Regions from separate parts of the Homo sapiens genome. Here region 2 is linked to region 1. The links are chromatin loops, found by intact Hi-C in ENCODE. Cell type or tissue: B cell. All regions are shown on one strand. Links, peaks and the distances in the headings refer to the core of each region. The heading gives the core; the rest is flanking DNA.

The links. Peaks named below come from ENCODE experiments on the same cell type or tissue, not always from the same donor. Only the 100,000 strongest peaks of a DNase experiment are listed, where the experiment ranks them.
Region 2: it touches region 1 in a loop (1.9-fold over the local background); 2 of 110 quality-filtered maps call a loop at or near these places.

The regions. Positions count from the first base shown.
Region 1 is chr6:38,007,337-38,017,209 of GRCh38, reverse strand. The region is part of intron 2 of ZFAND3 (zinc finger AN1-type containing 3); the gene reads right to left. Among named protein-coding and RNA genes, the nearest start is that of ZFAND3, 190 kb to the right of the region's middle. RefSeq lists a silencer at 4,323-4,617. In B cell, for the core only: CTCF peaks have their summits at 4,201 and 4,407 (motif pointing right); a DNase peak (open chromatin) is centred at 4,439.
Region 2 is chr6:37,876,454-37,886,326 of GRCh38, reverse strand. The region is part of intron 1 of ZFAND3 (zinc finger AN1-type containing 3); the gene reads right to left. Among named protein-coding and RNA genes, the nearest start is that of ZFAND3, 62 kb to the right of the region's middle. RefSeq lists enhancers at 4,513-5,078, 7,809-7,878 and a silencer at 6,428-6,628. In B cell, for the core only: no CTCF peak of the experiment used is centred there; a DNase peak (open chromatin) is centred at 4,776; H3K27ac peaks cover 677 bases.

The DNA.
Region 1 (9,873 bases), core at 2,044-6,043:
TGAAGATGCTCCATTTCTACCACACAGCTGGGCTTGAAACACTTTTCCCTCACTCTCCTTGGCTGTAGACACCTGCCAAACACCCACAACTCTGAAGTGCCTATAATGCTTTCACTGGGGAGAACTTTTAAAATGAAATCTCATCAGATAGCAATGTATACTTCCACTTCCCAATGTGATGAATTTGGTCAGAAGGCAAGCAAGCAATGCCAGGTTAGAAAAGGGAAGTTCAAGACATTTGGGGGAGAGAGGTCATCTACCTTCTTCTCTTTCTGACACATAGTAAGGAAGAGTTTTCCTCGCTATGGATTATGAATATCTGAGCCTGGCTTATGAATATATTTAATAATATTTCTAGAGATCCCTAAGACAGCTCTCAAAGGTCAATTAAAATATATTAACAGTAATTCTGCACTGAAAATCAAGAAAAGGATCAACAAAAACATAACCTTTGCAAAAAGGAATTTTTCCAGTCCAGGAAAATATACTTTCATTTGTTGTACCTATATCTACCTTTACATACCATGTATGTGTTCTTGTTTACCATTTTCACTGGACAAATCCATTAAGAGTGAGGATTTGAGGTTGCTGCAAAATTGTAAGTTTAACTGAACCTATTTTTAAAGGAGCTTTTTCCTTTTAAAAAGCAAGCTTATCCAGGAGGAAAGCACAATAACAAAGTTAACCTCAACCATCTTTCATAATTAAGTTTGTAGGTGGAACTCAGTACAGAATATAACTCCAGTGTGTTCTCTTAAGTTCTGGCATGGACTTGCCTTTTAGAAACTTTTAATTATGCCAGTCATACAGAAAAGAAGCGATATTGTATTTGTAACATATCGTCCCATGGTTCTCTGAAGTATGGTTCTTTGAAACAAGAATTATTTAATCTAGGTGGTTAAAGGCTAAATGAAGCTATCATATATTGAGTGGGTATTACTTGAAGCATACTTTTTTAAAATCTCACAACCCACCTCTAAGAGGTAAGTTTGATTGTTACTTCATAGATGTGCACACTAAAGCCCAAAGTCAGATGGCTAACAAGTGGATAAGCTGTAATTTAATCCAGGTATATTTGACTCCAAAACCTAAGTTCTGAACTACTGTCTAAGGAACTACTGTCTTAGGTCTCATCTGCAAGACACAGTCTGCTGTTCTATGTTACCACTGGTGACTGAATGTATGGCCCATTATAAACATACTACCCTCAATGTATCTAATCATGTATTTTATAAATATACAGAAAGTTACAGAGAATAACACAACAACTGCACCCACTAGCTAGCTTTGTCTAATCTTAACATTTCACTATATTTGCTTCAGAGTTTTAATAAGAAAGAAAACACCACAGGTCAAGTTGAAAATCTGTGTGTACTCCTCAAATCCTATACCCTTCTCTGTTTCCTAGAAGTAACTGCTATCCTAAATTTGGTTCAGGGTTTGCATTCCAATGCATGTTTTAATACTATTTCTACAAATAAGTATCCACAAACACAAGATTTTGCAAGTTGCCCAACTTTATATAATGGTGTCATACATACACATCATTCAGAAACTTGTTTTTTAATTCAACCATGTTTTTGAGATGTATTCCTTGCTAATAGCTGCATAGTGTTCTAGGGTATGAACAAACCACAATTAATCTATTCACTTGCTGCTGGAGAGTTGGCTTGTTTCTAAGTTTTCCATTAACATAAACACTGCTATGATGAATACTCTTGTACCTGACTCCTTTGAACAAGCATTTCCAGAATACAGACTTAGAAATGTCAGGCCAAAAGGAATGCCTCCTTTATCAAATATTGCCAAACTGTTCATGAAGGCAGTATTCAATTCTTACACCCACCAATAGCAGAGCCCACACATCCTCATTAACATTTGGCAGTGCCAGACATTTTAATTTTTGCCAATAAAATGGTGTGAAATTACCTCATTTTTGTTTTAATTTGCATTTCTCTGATTAGTAATGAGATTTAGTATATTTTCATAATTACTAGCCACAATCCTTAAAGAAACTACAAAAGCACAGTTAACTAACTAAGCATCCAGGGCAGAGTTATAATATAAAAGATTTCCCTAAAGGTAAATATCCCATGTTAAATTCTAGATAACAAGAGAAACAGTAAAATATATACTCCTCCTCCTTGTAGACCTTAAATAAAGTATAAGGTTACATCTACCAGTCTTGGTTTAGTCATCATATTGGTAAAAAGCAGGAGGTTAAAATTAAACGATCTAACGTATCTTCCAACGAATGATTATTTTCTAAATTTGCAGAACTGCACCTGCATCACTTTTAAGCATCTTAATGGAAACAGTATTTTGTGCCAATGAAGCAGAAAGAAGAGGCAAAAAGAAGAGACAGAGAAGTGGGTTGATGCTTAACTCTATACCATCTTCCCTGTATCCTCAAGATTAAATAGGAAATGCCTCCTCCCTTTAGAAAATAGGACCACCCGCCAATCCCATCCGCCAGGAGAAAGAGGATTTCAGTCAAACAGCAACATGAATGAAAAGAGATGATTGAAGCCAGATATACTCTGTGCACTCCAATATTTTTAAAAATTAAAAACAAAAATCTAGGGCTGGCCATGGTGGCTCACGCCTGTAATCCCAGCACTTTGGGAGGCTGAGGCGGGTAGATCACCTGAGGTCAGGAGTTCAAGACCAGCCTGACTCATATGACAAAACCCCGTCTCTACTAAAAATACAAAAATTAGCTGGGCATGGTGGCAGGTGCCTGTAATCCCAGCTACTCGGGAGGCTGAGGCGGGAGAATCGCTTAAACCAGGGAGGTGGAGGTTGCAGTGAGCCAAGATCGCGCCACGGCACTCCAGCCTAGGCGACAAGAGTGAAACTCCATCTCAAAAAAAAAAAAATAATAATAATAATAATAAAGTAAAATTACAAACAAAAATCTCTACTATTTCACCAATTAGTGATTTATCTGTGTTAACAAATTCTCTCTCTCTTTTTAACAAAACTTTTAAAAAGTTTTACAAACTTACAAAAAAGTTGCACGACTAATATTAGTCAATCCCATACAGCCTTTATAGAATTCAGCAACCGTTTACATTTTGCCCCCATTTGCTTTACCATTCTCATTCTCTCTCTCTCCCCTTGCAAACATTTTTTGGGAACTATTTGAGAGTAAGTTGGACAAATACCTCCTTTAACAATAAATACCTGGGCTTAAATAAGCCTGTTAGTTATCTGTAGGTCTTATGCCATCAAAACCTCTTGCATCTGGCTTGAGAAAAGTATTTTCCCCAAAAGCAAAACTTTAAATGTCAGGAGTTTAACTTTAGTACCCATGCAGTATAGATTAAATAGGGTAGTGGTTCATTAACTTTTGCTGAACATCCAAATAACATGGGGTGTCTTTTTTAAAAATACTGATACCTGGCTTCCATTCCAAATACTTTGATTCCACGTGTATGAGGTGTAACCTGGACATTGGAGGTTTTTTTTGTTTTTTTTTTAACTCTCCAGTTTTTAAATGTGTGGCTAAGTTTTAAAACCAGTATTTCAGGGCTTAGGCACCTACACACCATTTGAAATACTGGTTCTAGGAAAATGTGCTACAATGCCAAGCAACTGATTAAAATAAGTCAAATACCATTACATCACAAACTGAGGCAGGTAGAAGCTTCCAATATATGGTTTTAGGCAAATACTGTGTGCTTTCTATGTGTTGTTCTGGGGCTGTAGGATGCAAAGCTAGGAAATAGGCAATACACACAAATAACTACAACAGACGGCAGTATGTACTATATCAAACATATGTCAACATGAATAAGAACATGGAATGTATTTGTTTTGAAGGTTCACAGACTGGTGAGTGGTCCCGAAAGAAGGTGAGATATTCATTAAGGGAGAAAGATGACTTTACTAGGCAAGACTGAAGTAGAATCAAAGGACACTCTGGTAAACAACATCAGCAAGAAGTCTGTGCCACAAAAATGTTAGCGAATGATAGTGTTCCATTAAAGCCCCAAGTGAAGTTGAAAATACAGGACATAAATTTTGTATATACTAATCAATGTAACTCAAATTCGTGTATTAGGAATTAGGAATGATATATATAACAGTGTCTGGCACACAGAGGTGATCAGTGAGTCTTCCTTTCTGTTTCTCTGACTTAGAACAAAAAGTTGACTACGTAAAATTTAGAAAATACACTCAAGTATAATTATGAAAATAAAATCATCCATAATCCTAGTACCCAAATAACCAATGTTGATATTTAAGGTAACTCCTTACTGAAGTTATTCCTCTAGATTACTCCAGATGTTTTATAATACAAAAAAGAATTTTGTATAAAAAACAACAAGCCCCTCAGCCATTCCCCCTCCTGATGTACACTTAAGAGGATCAACTGAAGTTGCAATATGGTCAGAGCAGCCACTAGAGGGTGGCCGAGGCTGATGCATCCATCACCCTCCCCTACTTTCTCAAAGGCCTTTAACTGCCATTCATGTTACGATTTCTGGACCTGCACACCTCATCACATAAAGATTAAAAATTACTATCAGCCAGGCATGGTGGCTCACACCTGTAATTGCAGCACTTTGGAAGGCCGAGGCGGCTGGATCACGAGGTCAGGAGTTCAAGATCAGCCTGACCAATATGGTGAAGCCCAGTCTCTACTAAAAACACAAAAATTAGCCAGGCGTGGTGGCACGCACCTGTAGTCCCAGCTACTCGGGAAGCTGAGGCAGAAGAATCCCTTGAACCCGGGAGGCGGAGGTTGCAGTGAGCCAAGATCGCGCCACTGCACTCCAGCCTGGGTGACAGTGCACGACTCCGACTCAAAAAAAAAAAAAAAAAAATACTATCAAAAAGAAAGGAGGAAGCTCTTCAGGGTAATGAAGTGTTAATAGTTTGGATATCAAATACGGCTACCCAGGATATCAAATATAGCTACTGATTTGTTAGTATATACAAAATTTATCTGCTATGTACTGTATTTCATTCAACTACTTGGTACTTTACCAAATGTCTCCCTCTGTGCTTCTTGAGAACACGACGCAACTTCTCCACTAGGAACGGAGATGCTTACATTACACAGCATACAGCAGCATTCTACATTCCACTACTGCCTGCCACACCCCATCCCCACCATTTAACATAACTGACGCAGTGTGTGCTAAACATCTCAATTCTGAATACTATTACAGAATTTGTTTCAAAGTACTATAACATATCCCAACTATCAAATGTCTAATTTTAAGTATCTTTTTTATATTTTGAACTTTCATATTATAGTTTCCAAAAAAAGAATGACAAGAAATATAGCTACGTATTCTTTAATTAGCTGAGAAACAGGTTAAAACCATTTTCCAAAGATTTACATGAAGTTTTACCTTCCCCGAATCCTCTTAATTGATCAGGTGTGATCATAAATGATATAATAATTTATAGTATTTGATCACGTTTTAAGTGTAATAGAGTTCTGGACAACTACAAAACCAATTAATATAAAATTAATTGTGCTACTGATTGTGGAGAATCAAATAATGTTCTGAGAACATACAAGTTACAAACCAAGATGATAACAATCTGAAGAAAAAAACAACTTTCTTCCTCCTTGGTACTTTTAGCATAAATGCCACAAAGTACAAATCCACAAACCAAAAGGAAATGAAAATTAAAACTACAAATTAAAATTAAAAATACAAATTAAAACTACATTCCACACTCAGTGGAATGACCAAAATTTTTTAAAGACTGACAACACCAGGTGTTGGCAAGGATATGGAGCAACTGGAACGCTCATGTACTACTGATGGGAATTTGTAAAACAGTACGGCCACTCTGGAAAACAGTTTGGCAGTTTCTTATAAAGTTAAGCATACAGCTGCTGTACTTTATCATACAACCCCAAAATTCTACTGTGTGTATTTATGCAAGAAAATAAAAGCATACATTCATACAAAGACCTGTACTCAAAGGTCTACAGAAACTTAAAATACTCCAATACTGGAAATAACCCAAATATCCATCAGCTCAACAAACTGTGGTAAATTTATGCAATGGAAAGCAATGAAAAGGAACAAACTACATGAAAACAACATGAATGAGTCCCAAACGTATTATGCGAATTGAAACAAGCCAGACACAACTGTATACATCCATTAATATGAATTTTTAGAAAAAGCAAAATGAGCCAGTCATTGGCATGCACCTGTAAGTGCCAGCTACTTGAGACGCTGAGGTGCGAGGATCACTTGGGCCCAAGAGTTCAAGACCAGGCTGTGCAACACAGTGAGTCCTCATCTCTTTAAAAAAAAAAAAAAAAAAAAGTTGGGCCGGGCGCAGTGGCTCAAACCTGTAATCCCAGCACTTTGGGAGGCCGAGGTGAGCGGATCACCTGAGGTCAGGAGTTTGAGACCAACCTGGCCAACATGGTGAAACCCCATCTCTACTAAAAATACAAAAAATTAGCCAGGCATGGTGGCAGGCGCCTGTAATCCCAGCTACTCGGGAGGCTGAGGCAAGAGAATTGCTTGAACCCGTGAGGCGGAGGTTGCAGTGAGCTGAGATTGCGCCATTGCACTCCAGCCTGGGTGACAGAGCAAGATCCTGTCTCGGAAAAAAAAAAAAAAAAGGTTGGGGGCGTAAAAGCAAAATGATAGTGACAGAAAACAGGTCCATGTTTGTCATAGACCAGGGCATGAAAAGACTTAACAGCTGAAGACAAAAGCAAGCAACATATCACCAAACCTGAATTAATCTAATCAAAATGACAGTGTTAGATATAAACTTTCAAAATCCCAGTTAAAGTCCTGTACAATGGCTCCTCAAATAACACTGTTTCCTTCAACATCATTTCATTAGAAGGATGGTAAGGGGGGAAAAAAATCAACTCCCAACTGAGGCCACTGTCTATATGGTTCACACCTTCTCCCCATGCACACCTGTTTTTTTTCTGCGTACTCTTCCCACATCCCAAAGCTATGCATGCTAGGTTCATTGATGAGTCTAAACGGTTCCAGAATGAGTGACTGTGAGTGCGCCCTGCAATGGGATGGTGCCCTGTCCAGGGCTGGTTCTCACCTGGCACCCTGAGCTGGAATAACTGGGTAAATATTATCTTGTGCTTAGTTTCTGTCTTAAATATATGTACAGTTCACATTTATGTCAATATTCAATGTTAGAAGTGTTTTGGTCTTTATTTAGACATTTAGTGATGTTTTTGCGACCAGAAATATGCCATAGGAATTTAACTCTGCCAGTTACCTGACAGACATGGAACCAACATTTTTTTCTCTTGCGCCCCCACCGTCCACAAATTCTCATTTCAGCAAAAAGGCCAAAACAAGTGATAAAATATCAATTTCAGATTCAAAAGAATGTAATGTAACTCTAACCTATTTGTTAATTCTGGCAAGTGGCTACATACTGTTTATAACTTAAAATGCAACGGTAACCACCAGTCATAACATTGTCTCTTAAAACATATTCAGATCAAAGCAGAGAGGTTTCTGTATTTCTATTGGAGTTTAAGATGAAGGAGGAGACCTAATCTGGCCCAGGAACTTCCTGGGAAACCTCCTTCAATATAAATTAAACCACACCTACTTTTAAAACAAAATCTGGATGGTGGCTACGTATGCTGGGTTATAGCAGGATCCTGTAAAAGTTCAGAATACAGTTTTGGCAAGCTCTTGTAGACTAACAGATGTATAAGAGAGATTTGGAAGATCTTTTTGTCTCTCCCAATATAACCATTTTCAGATATTTACACTGAAGACTGCAGGGTGGGAAATAAACACTGGCTCTCTTCTAACCTGATATTCAGCAGTATTTTGGAACTTACTTGCTGGTCAGTAGAAAGAAGAAATACACCACCAGAAGTACAAGATGTCAGTGAGAAATAAAGCCAAAAGCATTTATCACTTGTTAAGATGCTACCGAAACCTAGTATTTTCTCCCCTTCCACAAAACAGTACCTGGCATCAGAGATCACACACTCATAGTGAAAAAGTTTAGAAAGTTTTCTCTTTAAATTTTATTTAACTATTTATTTGATTAGTTAATATACTCAAAGGGCTCAATTCAAAAGACACAAAAAGGTATACAATGAAGATTCCCTCTGCTCAGGTCTTCCATTCGGTTTTCCTCCTGAGTGACTTTTGAGGTGCTTATTACTGATAACACAGGTCTGCAAGGCAACCAATTTTAGTATAGGAGCTAATAGCTGGTCGGAACAACATGCTCACAAGCAAACTTTGAAGGGATTCTTAATTACCAAAGGATTAATTAAACCCTGGATGTAAGCATAAAAGGAATGATTATATATTTACATATCCATTAGTAGAAATCCCATTGTGATTTTTTTTTTTTACAGATCACAGCACACTGAACAAATCTAAATCTGTACTCTTCAACTAGGTCTTACAAGTGAGCCATTGTCTTTCAGTACTAAAGTCCTCAAGAAGCTTAAACTTAACCTGGCTAACAGTAAAACAATCCTGCGTAAGGATAGGGAACAGGAAAAGCAGAAAGAAAAAAGCAATGGGGTGGGGACAAAGGGAAGAAGATGAGAGAGATGGTGGTGGAGGGGGAGATAGAAGGAGAGAAAGAGAAGAGGTGAGAGAGAGAGAAAATCTCTCTGTTGTCCACAGTGGCGTTCTCATGCTCAAAATTCTAGCTTTAAATAGAGCACTCAAACTGCTGGGAGAGAAGGGGTGGAGTAGATTACTTCTAAGACAGATTCCAACTTTTGTTTCCATTTCAAAATTCTCACTTCTTAAGCATTTGGCCCAAAAATTGTTACATATTTTCCTGCTTAAAAAAATGTTCCTCTATTTGTGAGTTTACCTGGGTTTTCCTAAATATAAAATCAAGATAGAAAAGAAAAACCTTAAAAACAGTTTTCAAGCCCTTTAGATACAGCCATGCATATTTAATTGATAAGCTAATTATAAGCTATATTATCATTAATGCAGGTCTCAAGGCCTTTCTATACTACCTTTTTTTAAGGCTAGTCTTAATTGCTATTCTCAACAACCTATTTATTCTAATAATCCTGGTTTTGGAACACTTGTTAATTAGATAAGGCAAAGGCTATGTGAAAGTTACCTAACTGAAACCCTTGTTTTCAGAAAGGTACTCTAAATCAGTATCTTAAACCTGCTATGCATGTGAATCACCTGGGGATCTTGTTAAAATGCAGGTTCTGATCCAGCAGGTCTGGGGTGAGGCCTGTATTTCCAGCAGCTCCCAAGTGCTATTAATGTAGCTAGTCCCTGGATCAGACTTTGGGTAACAAGGCCCTAAATCATTCTTCAAGATTTCAAGTTATCCCTTCCACAGTCTCCCAAAAATTGTATTTGTAAATAATATAACCAATGTACACCACCACCCAGCTTTGTGAGTACCTACGGAAACTGATGTGGGTTGCTTTCTCAGTTGTGTTCAAATTTTCCAAAAGCTTCTTTAGTTTATTGAGCCTAAATTAATTAAAAATACCCCTCTGTGGCTGTGCAGGAATCACATCTTGCATCAGGCAAGAATTCACTTAGAGCTGATATAGGCTAATACCATAGTTTTAAATTTAAAATGTATACTGTTAAATTATTCTTCAAGTTAATTATAACTACTTGATTAGCAATTCCTAAATCCTACACAACGAACTAAGTGATCTTTTTTTTTAAATTGAAACAGGGTCTCACTCTGTCACCCAGACTGGAGTGCAGTGGCACAATCATAGCTCACTGTGGCCTCGACCTCCTAGGCTCAAGTGATCCTCCCACCTCAGCCTCCCAAGAGCTAGGATTACAGGAATATACCATCATGCCGGACAAATTTTTGTATTTTTTGTAGAGATGGAGTTTTACTGGTCCTGAACTCCTGAGCTCAAGCGAT
Region 2 (9,873 bases), core at 2,336-6,335, 130 kb after region 1:
GTTGGTTGTAGTAATCAAGGTTGAGTAACAGCATATTCTTTGAACTTTTTTTTTTTTTTTTTTTTTTTTTTTTTTTTTTTTTTTTTTTTGAGACAGAGTCTCGCTCTGTAGCCTAGGCTGGAGTGCAGTGGCGCAATCTCAGCTCACTGCAACCTCCACCTCCTGGGTTCAAGCAATTCTCCTGCCACAGCCTCCTGAATAGCTGGGACTACAGGCACCTGCCTCCACGCCCGGCTGGTTTTTGTATTTTTAATAGAGATGGGGTTTCACCATTTTGGCCAGGCTGGTCTCGAACTCCTGACCTCAAGTGATCCACCCACCTCAGCTTCCCAAAGTGCTGGGATTACTGGCATAAGCCACCGCACCTGGCCTGTTCGAACTTAAAATAGTTGTTCAGTTGCTTCCGCTCAGAAGTATACTGACTTCTGGCTGGGCTCACACGTGTAATCCCAGCACTTTGGGAGGCTGAGGCAGGAGGATCACTTGAGCCTAGGAGTTGGCAAAGTATACTGACTTTTTCTGCCCCTCTCCCCAAGCAAACAAATTCTATGCCCAATTAAGTGCTGTCTTTTAAAGGAGTAATCTCAAGGAAATAATTTTGGACATCAACACCATTACTCAAATAAGGTTGAAATTCTTCAGAACTGTCTTCAGCTCTACATCTATTTTTATTTATTTATTTTGAGACAGAGTCTTGCTCTGTCAGCCAGGCTAGAGTGCAGTGGCACGATCTCAGCTCACTGCAACCTCCGCCTCCCAGGCTCAAGCAATTCTCCTGCCTCAGTCTCTCAAGTAGCTGGGATTACAGGCGTATGCCACCACACCTGGCTAATTTTTGTATTTTTAGAAGAAACGGGGTTTCACCATGTTGGCCAGGCTGGTCTCTAACTCCTGACCTCAGTTAATCTGCCCTCCACAGCCCCCCAGAGTGCTGGGATTACAGACGTGAGCCACCGCGTCTAGCCCAGATCTTCATTTATAAACCATATAAATGTATTCCTAGGGATGAGGAAACCAAGGTCACACAAGTCTTGTGACTCCAAATCTCTGGAAATATTCTTTTCATTGCTCTTTATAGTCACCTCAATAGAGACCTTTAGTATCCTTCAACTTGACAATTACCCACCCCTTTTTTCCCAATCTTGTCTCTAAAAAACATGTTAATCATTTCTCCCACCCAAAGACAAATACAAGCTCCAAAAGATGATTGGCCACCAGAGATGCTCTTCAGTACCTGAGTACAGATTCAAGAGGCCCCCAAGACATTCTGAGCAATGATGGTACTGTTGGAAGAAAGAGGCTCGAAAACTAGATTTCTGAAAACAATCATGTGGATGTCTGTTACAAGAGCCTTGTTAGATTTACTCATCTCATTTCCATCAGAAATGGAATTTGAAGGTGGAGGGAAAATATAGATGAATTCAAAATTCCAACCCAAAATTCACATGTGGATTTGGAAACTAGTCCTATCTGGCAAGGGCTAGAGTGACTGAAGTATGATAAATGTTCTCTATGCAACAGCAACTTGAGGAATCCACTGATAATTTTTCTTCTTCATTCACATCTCTCAGAAAAGCGTTCTGAGTGACATCACTGCATACCTGGAATGACCCTACAATCTAATGTACTTGTTGGTAATCTTGCCCTGCCACTTGATATTTAGAGTAGCAGATAAATGACAAATGATTTTCATTTGGCCTTTTGGTCTAGAGTATTTCATTGGTATTTTGGTCTGGAGCTTGAAGCCACACTGGAATTACAGCCTAACAATCTCTCAAAAGACATGCAAACTTACCTGATGTAATTCTTTTTTTTTTTTTTTTTTTTTTTTTGAGCTAGAGTTTCGCTCTTTTTGCCCAGGCTGGAGTGCAATGGCGCGATCTTGGCTCACCGCAATCTCCGCCTCCCAGGTTCAAGTGGTTCTCCTGCCTCAGCCTCCCAAGTAGCTGGGATTACAGGCATGCGCCACCACGCCTGGCTAATTTTGTATTTTTTAGTAAAGATAAGGTTTCTCTGTGTTGGCCAGGCTGGTCTCAAACTCTCGACCTCAGGTGATCCACCCACCTCAGCCGCCCAAAGTGCTGGGATTACAGGCGTGAGCCACCGCATCCAGCCACCTGACGTAATTCTCAATTCTCACTTTCCTGAATCAAGGTATATTTCATTTTCAATCACTTGTAAAGCCCTGATTAGACTCAAACAATATCAAAACCATTCTAATCTCCCACTTCCATGTGATCAAGTTAAAAATCAATCTCTATTATAAGAGCTACACATACATCAGAACTCTAGACATCTTTCCCTACCCAGGAGCTCTAGGGCCCTTGTAAAGCTCTTGGTCATCCAAGTTTTCTCCACCAAGGATGACTATAACCTTCAGAAACTCTGGCTAAAGGTTCCCAGGCCTGGCGAATCTCCTGAACATACATTATGAACTAGTTAGGTGGACGGGAGAAAGGGAAATAGATAATGAAAAGGTATCCATCAAGCCGGGCACGGCGGCTCACGCCTGTAATCCCAGCACTTTGGGAGGCCGAGACAGGTGGATCATGAGGTCAGGAGTTCAAGACCAGCCTGACCAAGATGGTGAAACCTTGTCTCTACTAAAAATACAAAAATTAGCCAGGCATGGTGGCGGGCACCTGTAATCCCAGCTACTCAGGAGGCTGAGGCAGAGAATTGCTTGAACCCAGGAGGCAGAGGTTGCAGTGAGCCAAGATTGTGCCGCTGCACTCCAGCCTGGGCAACAGAGCGAGACTCCGTCTCAAAAAAAAAAAAGAAAGAAAGAAAAGAAAAGGTATACATCATTTAAATATGGGGTAGATTTCTACAGTCTTCATTATTTAAAATATCTGCAAACAAAACTCATTTGTAGTCTGGGTACTTTCTATACGTTCAACAGCGAAGGGTAGGGGGTGGGGGCCATCCAATGTTAATTCTCTTTACTGTGACAATATTGCTGGTACAGTAAGATAAAACTATCTTAGGATGCTAAACTTACTCTCTGGATGTGCTTTGTACACTGCTTGTACTATGTGTGACTCACTTTATTGACTTTATTAACTAGGACTGTAAGATGCTTTAGTTTTGTTTGTGTTTTTGTACAAAAAGAGTCTCATTCTGTCACCCAGGCTGTAGAGCAGTGGCGTGATCATAGTTCACTGCAACCTCAAACTCCTGGGCTCAAGGGATCTTCCCAATGTAGCCTCCCAAGTGGCTAGGACTACAGGTGCACAACTCTATACCGAGCTAATTGTTTTTAAATTTTTTTGTAGAGAAGGGGTCTCACTATGTTGCCCAGGCTGGTCTTGAACTCCTGGCCTCAAATGATTCTTCTGCCTTGGCCTCTCAAAGTGCTAGGATTATAGGCATGAGACAATGCACCCAGGCTACATGTTTTAAATATAGCCATACACTGGATGGTACTAGAGAAACATTAAGCAACCACTGGAATGTCCTGAGCAAGAGAAAATGTTTATGGGATAAACACAAAGAAATTCCAAAGTCCCACAGTGAACAGACATAGAAACAAAGAGGATTTCTGTAAAGAAATGCCAAAAGAAGTGGCCAGCTACTCCCTGTTCATTATCTTTGTATGCAGCCCAGACCAGGTAGTGGGCTAACCTAGTCTGGCCATGGCCCACATCTCTAATATCCAAAAGGGTGGAAGGGTGGGGGGCACAAACACTCCAAACCAAACAAATGGGGGTGGTGGGGATTGGGAGGGGCACAGACCAGTGAGGTTGGCATTTCCCAATTATATGGGAATTACATTCATTTCCTTCTCCAAGGGGGAAGTATAGCAGCAGTGTGTGTAGCAGGGACTAAACCCTAGGACTAATCCAGAAAAACATAGCTTGCCATGCAATCCTTTCAAGCATCAAAGGGACCCTAGGCCTGGGAGCCCTAACCTTAACAAGTATCCTATCCTTGGGCAAAGGGAAGGAGGAAGAGAATTGGGGGGGCGGCTATATCATGCTTCTGATTTGACTACTGCCCCCAAAATAAACAGAATCTGAAGAGCCTACGGGGAGGGGCTTCGTGTGGTCTACCTCATACTGACAAGAAACAAATCATTACTAGTCATTTCTATTTCAGGGGAGGTTGGACTGCCTACATGGCAAACAAACAAAGAGTAATACTTTTGCTAACACAAGGCCTAAAGTTAAATCCCACTCCCCTCCCACTCCAGCAACATGGCCACCCAACTGGACCACTGAAAAGGACCCTAATGTCAGAGCTATCTTTGCACGAGACATACTTTAGAGAACCTGGAAAATTCAACATTGGACACATTTTGCTGCAAAATTAAATTGGCTATTAAGAAGTGAAAAGAACAAAATTGTCATGACACAGACGACATGCTGAGCTCTGCACCACTGACCTATAGTCTTCATGTGATTATACAGGAATGTTTTTGAATTCGTTGTACTTCTTACCATATACTAGCATCCAAAGGAATGTTTTTTTTTTTAACTAAAATTGTTGAAATTCTAAATACAAACAGCATTCAACTCTACTCTTGCCTACCCCTATCCCTGAAGTCCAGCTCTCAACACTGAACTTTTCTTTCAAACCCTAAGGAGCAAGGAACAAAAATCTCTATGAAGGTCCCAAAGACTAAAAATTCGTATTTTTAGTGCTCTATTGTTATGTTCAAAACCCTATATAGCTCGTACTTTTTGGCTAAGGAGATCTGAAAACAGCAAAGCTCCTGCAGCCCAGCTGTTTTCTTTTCTAATTAGTGAAAGAGGAACCTGTGGAGAGATTAAAGATTTAGCCTGCCCCAGAGCTAACAGCTTCCCCTCCAGCAGCAATCCTACCTCCTGCTGGCCTAAGCAGAAAGACAGAACAGACCATCAAATCCAGATCTCTGGCATTAATAATGACTGACAGTCTTGCCAGCCACCCAACTAGGTCTTTAATTTAAAGACTATCATAGGCTGGGCACAGTGGCTCACGCCTGTAATCCCAACACTTTGGGAGGCCAAGGTGGGCAGATCACTGGAGGCCAGGAGTTCGAGACCAGGCTGGTCAACATACGGAAACCCCATCTCTACTAAAAATACAAAAAGATTAAATAAAAAATTAGCTGGGCATCGTGGCGTGCAGCTGTGGTCCCAGCTACTTGGGAGACTGAGGCAGGAGAATCTCTTGAACCCGGGAGGTGGAGGCTGCAGTAAGTATAGATTGCACCACTGCACTCCAGCCTGGGCAATAGAGCAAGACTCCATCTCAAAAAAACAAAAAACATAAATAAATAAAAATAAAGACTATCATAATCAGCCTTCCCTTGAAGAGTATTTTTTTTTTTTTTTATACTCTAAGTTTTAGGGTACATGTGCACATTGTGCAGGTTAGTTACATATGTATACATGTGCCATGCTGGTGCGCTGCACCCACCAACGTGTCATCTATCATTAGGTATATCTCCCAATGCTATCCCTCCCCCCTCCCCCGACCCCACCACAGTCCCCAGAGTGTGATATTCCCCTTCCTGTGTCCATGTGATCTCATTGAAGAGTATTTTTTATGAGGTGCTAGCACACAACAGTAGGTGATTTAATCACGAACTTTTCAGAATATACACGATAGCACAATCATTTGTGATTCAGAACTATACAGCTTTAAAAAAAAAATACTTTCCATTATCAAATATATCCTTCATGAAAGATGTTTTGTAAAGTACAAAACAGACCTGAAACTAAGTTCTGAATAAATAGGCACTGTTTTCTCAAACCTTGTAATACACACTTTTTAACTCCTTTTTAAAAATTTGGTTCAGAGGGGGTATCTCATCCTGGAGGACTTTTCCAACTTGATCTTCAGATTCCAACTGGCTCATTCTAGTCAACTTCAGGACATCTCTGGTGAAAGATTCTCACTGAACTCCCTTAGCAAGTTATTCCATTGTTTGACTGACCTCACTGTCAGGTAAAATTTTAGTGGGAGATTAGAACATTTTTCTTTTTCAGCTCCAGAACAAAGTAATTTTTAGATCAAAAAGAATTGCTGCAACATCCCTGCTGACACAATAGGATAAAGCAAAGGAGAAAAGCACTGGTTGACACCATGCAGCTACTGTAAAGTTTATTTCTAAAGCTGTTAATACAGTTTTGAAATATGAAGCTTCAAGTACCATGACAGCCAGAGTGTGAGTTTTTGTTGCTACATTTTTAAAATTAAGCCCTTTATTGGCTTTTTGTCCATTCACCTTTCTTTTAATACTGAGAAAGGAGAAAAGAAAAACATTTCATGTTAGTAAATGCTTTATTGACCTCTCTTATCTGAACAAAAATGACCCATATCTCACAACCTCTAAAAGCTGGTGAATTTTTTAAGCCAAATATACAAAACATCACACATAAAGATTTTGCTTTTAAGCCTTAGAATACAGCCAGGTGGTTAGTACTAATGGTTTGTCTCCATGCAGAGTCTATAACGCAGCCCCTTCAAAAGTTCCAAGCCAACATCTTCATGCTATCCTGAAAATAATGCAGTATTCAGTTCAAAAGAATTAAGTACCAGATATATCTGGTTTCAAGTGTTATTCAGTATTTCATACCCTAACTCACATTCTGAAAGTTCTATAACAGGCAGGATAATATCTTCTACCAATAATGAATTTACTATCATCCAGATTGAGAAAAAGCATGCTCATTCATCCCAGTTACTTGAATACTCTTTTAAAATATTCACCAAATACAGGCAAAATAAAGTTTAAGAAACACACATTTTTAAGTACCTTTAATTACAGTTAACTCATTTAATTGGGTTCTAGTACACAGATATACCTATATATTTGTCAGTTACACAGAGAGAAAACTCCATTTCACAGCCACAAGAAATAACTAACCCAAGTATGCAAGTCCATGTGGGTATCAAGAATAATAAAGATGGTTCCATGCAATTCCCCCCATTTCTAACACCAATCTTCCCCTACCTACTCCCTGCACCACCACCACCCGCTCCCCCACAAAAAAAAAACAAAACAAAAAACAAAAAAAACTTCTGCATTTGGAATTAGAGGTAAAGCAGAAACCTGTTCTTGCTGGACCAAAGAAGTGATATTAAGCATCCCATCACATACAAAGATAGTTCTGAGCATGGTGGTCCCAACCTATTCTCTCACCCTATCCCACTCTTCAGTGATTTCTCCAAGGTATACTTTGTAAGGAACATAAAACCAACAGTTACACATGTCACAGGGGTTTGGATGAAGAAAAATCAATTTACTTTGGCTAATACTCAACTACATACGGGTTGGGGATAAGGGGCTCTTCCTCTGAGATTCCTGACTCCAGTTGTGACCAAGAAGGATATTTGACCCTGGCACAAGAATGCTAAAATCAATCCAATCCAGCTCTAGAATTAACTCACAGGGCTGGGAAAGGTTACCTGGAGCAGCTGACCTGTCCTGGAGAAACAGACACTTTCCTAGCTTCTTAAGAACTTCACCAGGAACACGGAGATTGGGTGCCTATATAATAAATGACACAAAATGTTTACCTCTCATTCCATCCCTGTGATTACTAAGTGTCTCTTCCTTGCCACTAAAAAATCTGATCAACCAGACTAGGCTAGGACAAATCCTTTCCAGAAACTAAACTAATTCCCAAATCTAACAGCTTGAAGTTGTTTCACTTCTCCTAGTTTCAAGAAACTACACAACCAGCAGGACAAACTGCCTCGGCCAGCAGAGGAGGAGGCTGTAGCTGCCAGTGGTGGGACTCCCCAGCTGCTCAGCCCCAGGGTGCTGCTGTGGGGTGTTCAGGTCACAGGGGCAGGGCTATGCCAAGCGGGAGGGATCTAGGCCCTGCCTCACCTCTCAGAGCTACATCAAGCCCTGCCTCACCTCTCAGAGCTACATCAAGCCCTGCCTCACCTCTCAGAGCTACATCAAGCGCTGGGGAGCCTACAACACAACCCTCTACTCAGCAGGGCGTTCAAGGCCTGACCTCGGCTTGCCTCTGTCTGTCCAAACTCATTCAGGATAGGGCTCACACATAGTGCTGCATCAAGCCCCCTTCATCACTCCAGTGATCTGCCCTCAATCTGTCTCTCCCACTGTCCCACGGATAGTAATGGCAGTGAGCTCCTGGAGTGACTCAAGCTGAGCTAATGACTGTGTGGAGAACCTCCATAAATCAAATAGGGATTGGATTGGATCGGATCATACTTTCCCTCCAGTGTCACAGGCTGTCCACATTTGTACGAGTTCCCACACAACTCTCACTGTATTGCAAATTTGTTTCCAATCTGCCTACTTCTCTCCAACTACTGCTGTCACCAACCATCTAGCCACCATCATCTCCTGCCTGGACTGATACAGCTGTTGTTCCTACCTCATTTCTAAAATCTGTTCTCCACGAAAGCAGCCAGATTGATCTTTTTGCATTGTGTAAGTCTGATTAAGTCATTCCCTGCTTAAAACCTTCCAGCGTCTGCTTCACTTAAAATAAAACTCGGACTTCTTAGCTTGACCAAGACTTTGTCTGGTTTGGCTCTTGCTTCATTCTCTCTCCGCATCTCCTCTCAATATCAGTAGTTCCCAGAAGAAGCTATTAATACATAGTACTTTGTAGTGTTTGGAACACTAGCTTTGTTGTGAGCCTCCCTGGGTTTGAATCCCAGCCCTGCCACAAGTAAGCAATATCAAGCATGTAAAGTTCTTAACAAATTATGTTTACACAGTAGATCCTCCCACCTCAGTAAGTGAAACCATCATCCACTGGATTGCTCAGTGCTAAACTAGAAACCTAAGCATTATCTCTGACTCCTCTTCTTTCACCTCACATCCAGTCTATCACAAGGCTTGCAAAAACATAGCCCCAAACTGACTACTTCTCACCATCTCCTCTATTACTACTGTAATCCAAGCCACCATTATCTCGTCTGGACTCCTGCTTTTTTCTCTGATACCCTTCAATTCTTTACAGGGAAAAATTAAAAAACAAAAACAAAAACAAAAACACTCCACAACCAGCTACCAAGGAAACAATCAATTTCCATGATAATCTGAGGTTCATATTAAATATGTACAGGATAAGAAATGACAATGCTGCACTAAGGACTTTTTTTCCCTCACAAGTGTGGAAGAAATACCAACAAAACAATGCTCCCAAGAAAGAAGTGGTATGATTTGTCCATAATCAGGATAAACAATAAATCACCCACTTTATTGATTCCCACTGGTGAAATAAATTTTAAAAATGTCGCATGCACGTGTGTGTAATTAAAGACCTATACAAAACCCTCCAGCCCTCCTTTCATATACATAAAGTACTTGCATAAATACACAAAGATTAAAACCTAGGATCTGTGTGTCACTCAAGGAAATGATTGTTGCAGGCATAGAACTAATTGATGCATTTCCAGAGTCTCCACAGTGGACAAAGAATATCTTCAAAGCAAAGGAATTTAATAGCATAAAAACAACTAAACATCGAAAATAACCTCAATTAGCCAAGGTATATGTACGTGTATTTTAATCTCACAGGCAAAAAGATCATGAGATGAGTGTCCCAAGCCAAAAGGGTCATGGTTATAAACATTATTTTCCTATCAATATATGCAAAAGAGGCTTACTGCTCTTTCAACCACACTCCAAAATGTCCCCTGCCTTTCAAACAGACTAAGACACACACCATGTCAGCCATTCTTTACAAATTCTTAGAGTACGAATTGATATGAAAGACTGACCAGAGATAAAATTAACTATCTCATTACCTCTGATCATTTCAACTACATGAATATATACAAGAACTCCTACAATGAGAACATATTCCAAATATACAGCCTTTACAACAGTAGGGGCTCTTTCTTTTCTCTATTTTCTTCTATATTTTATTGGCAGTCAAGCAGTACCTTTAC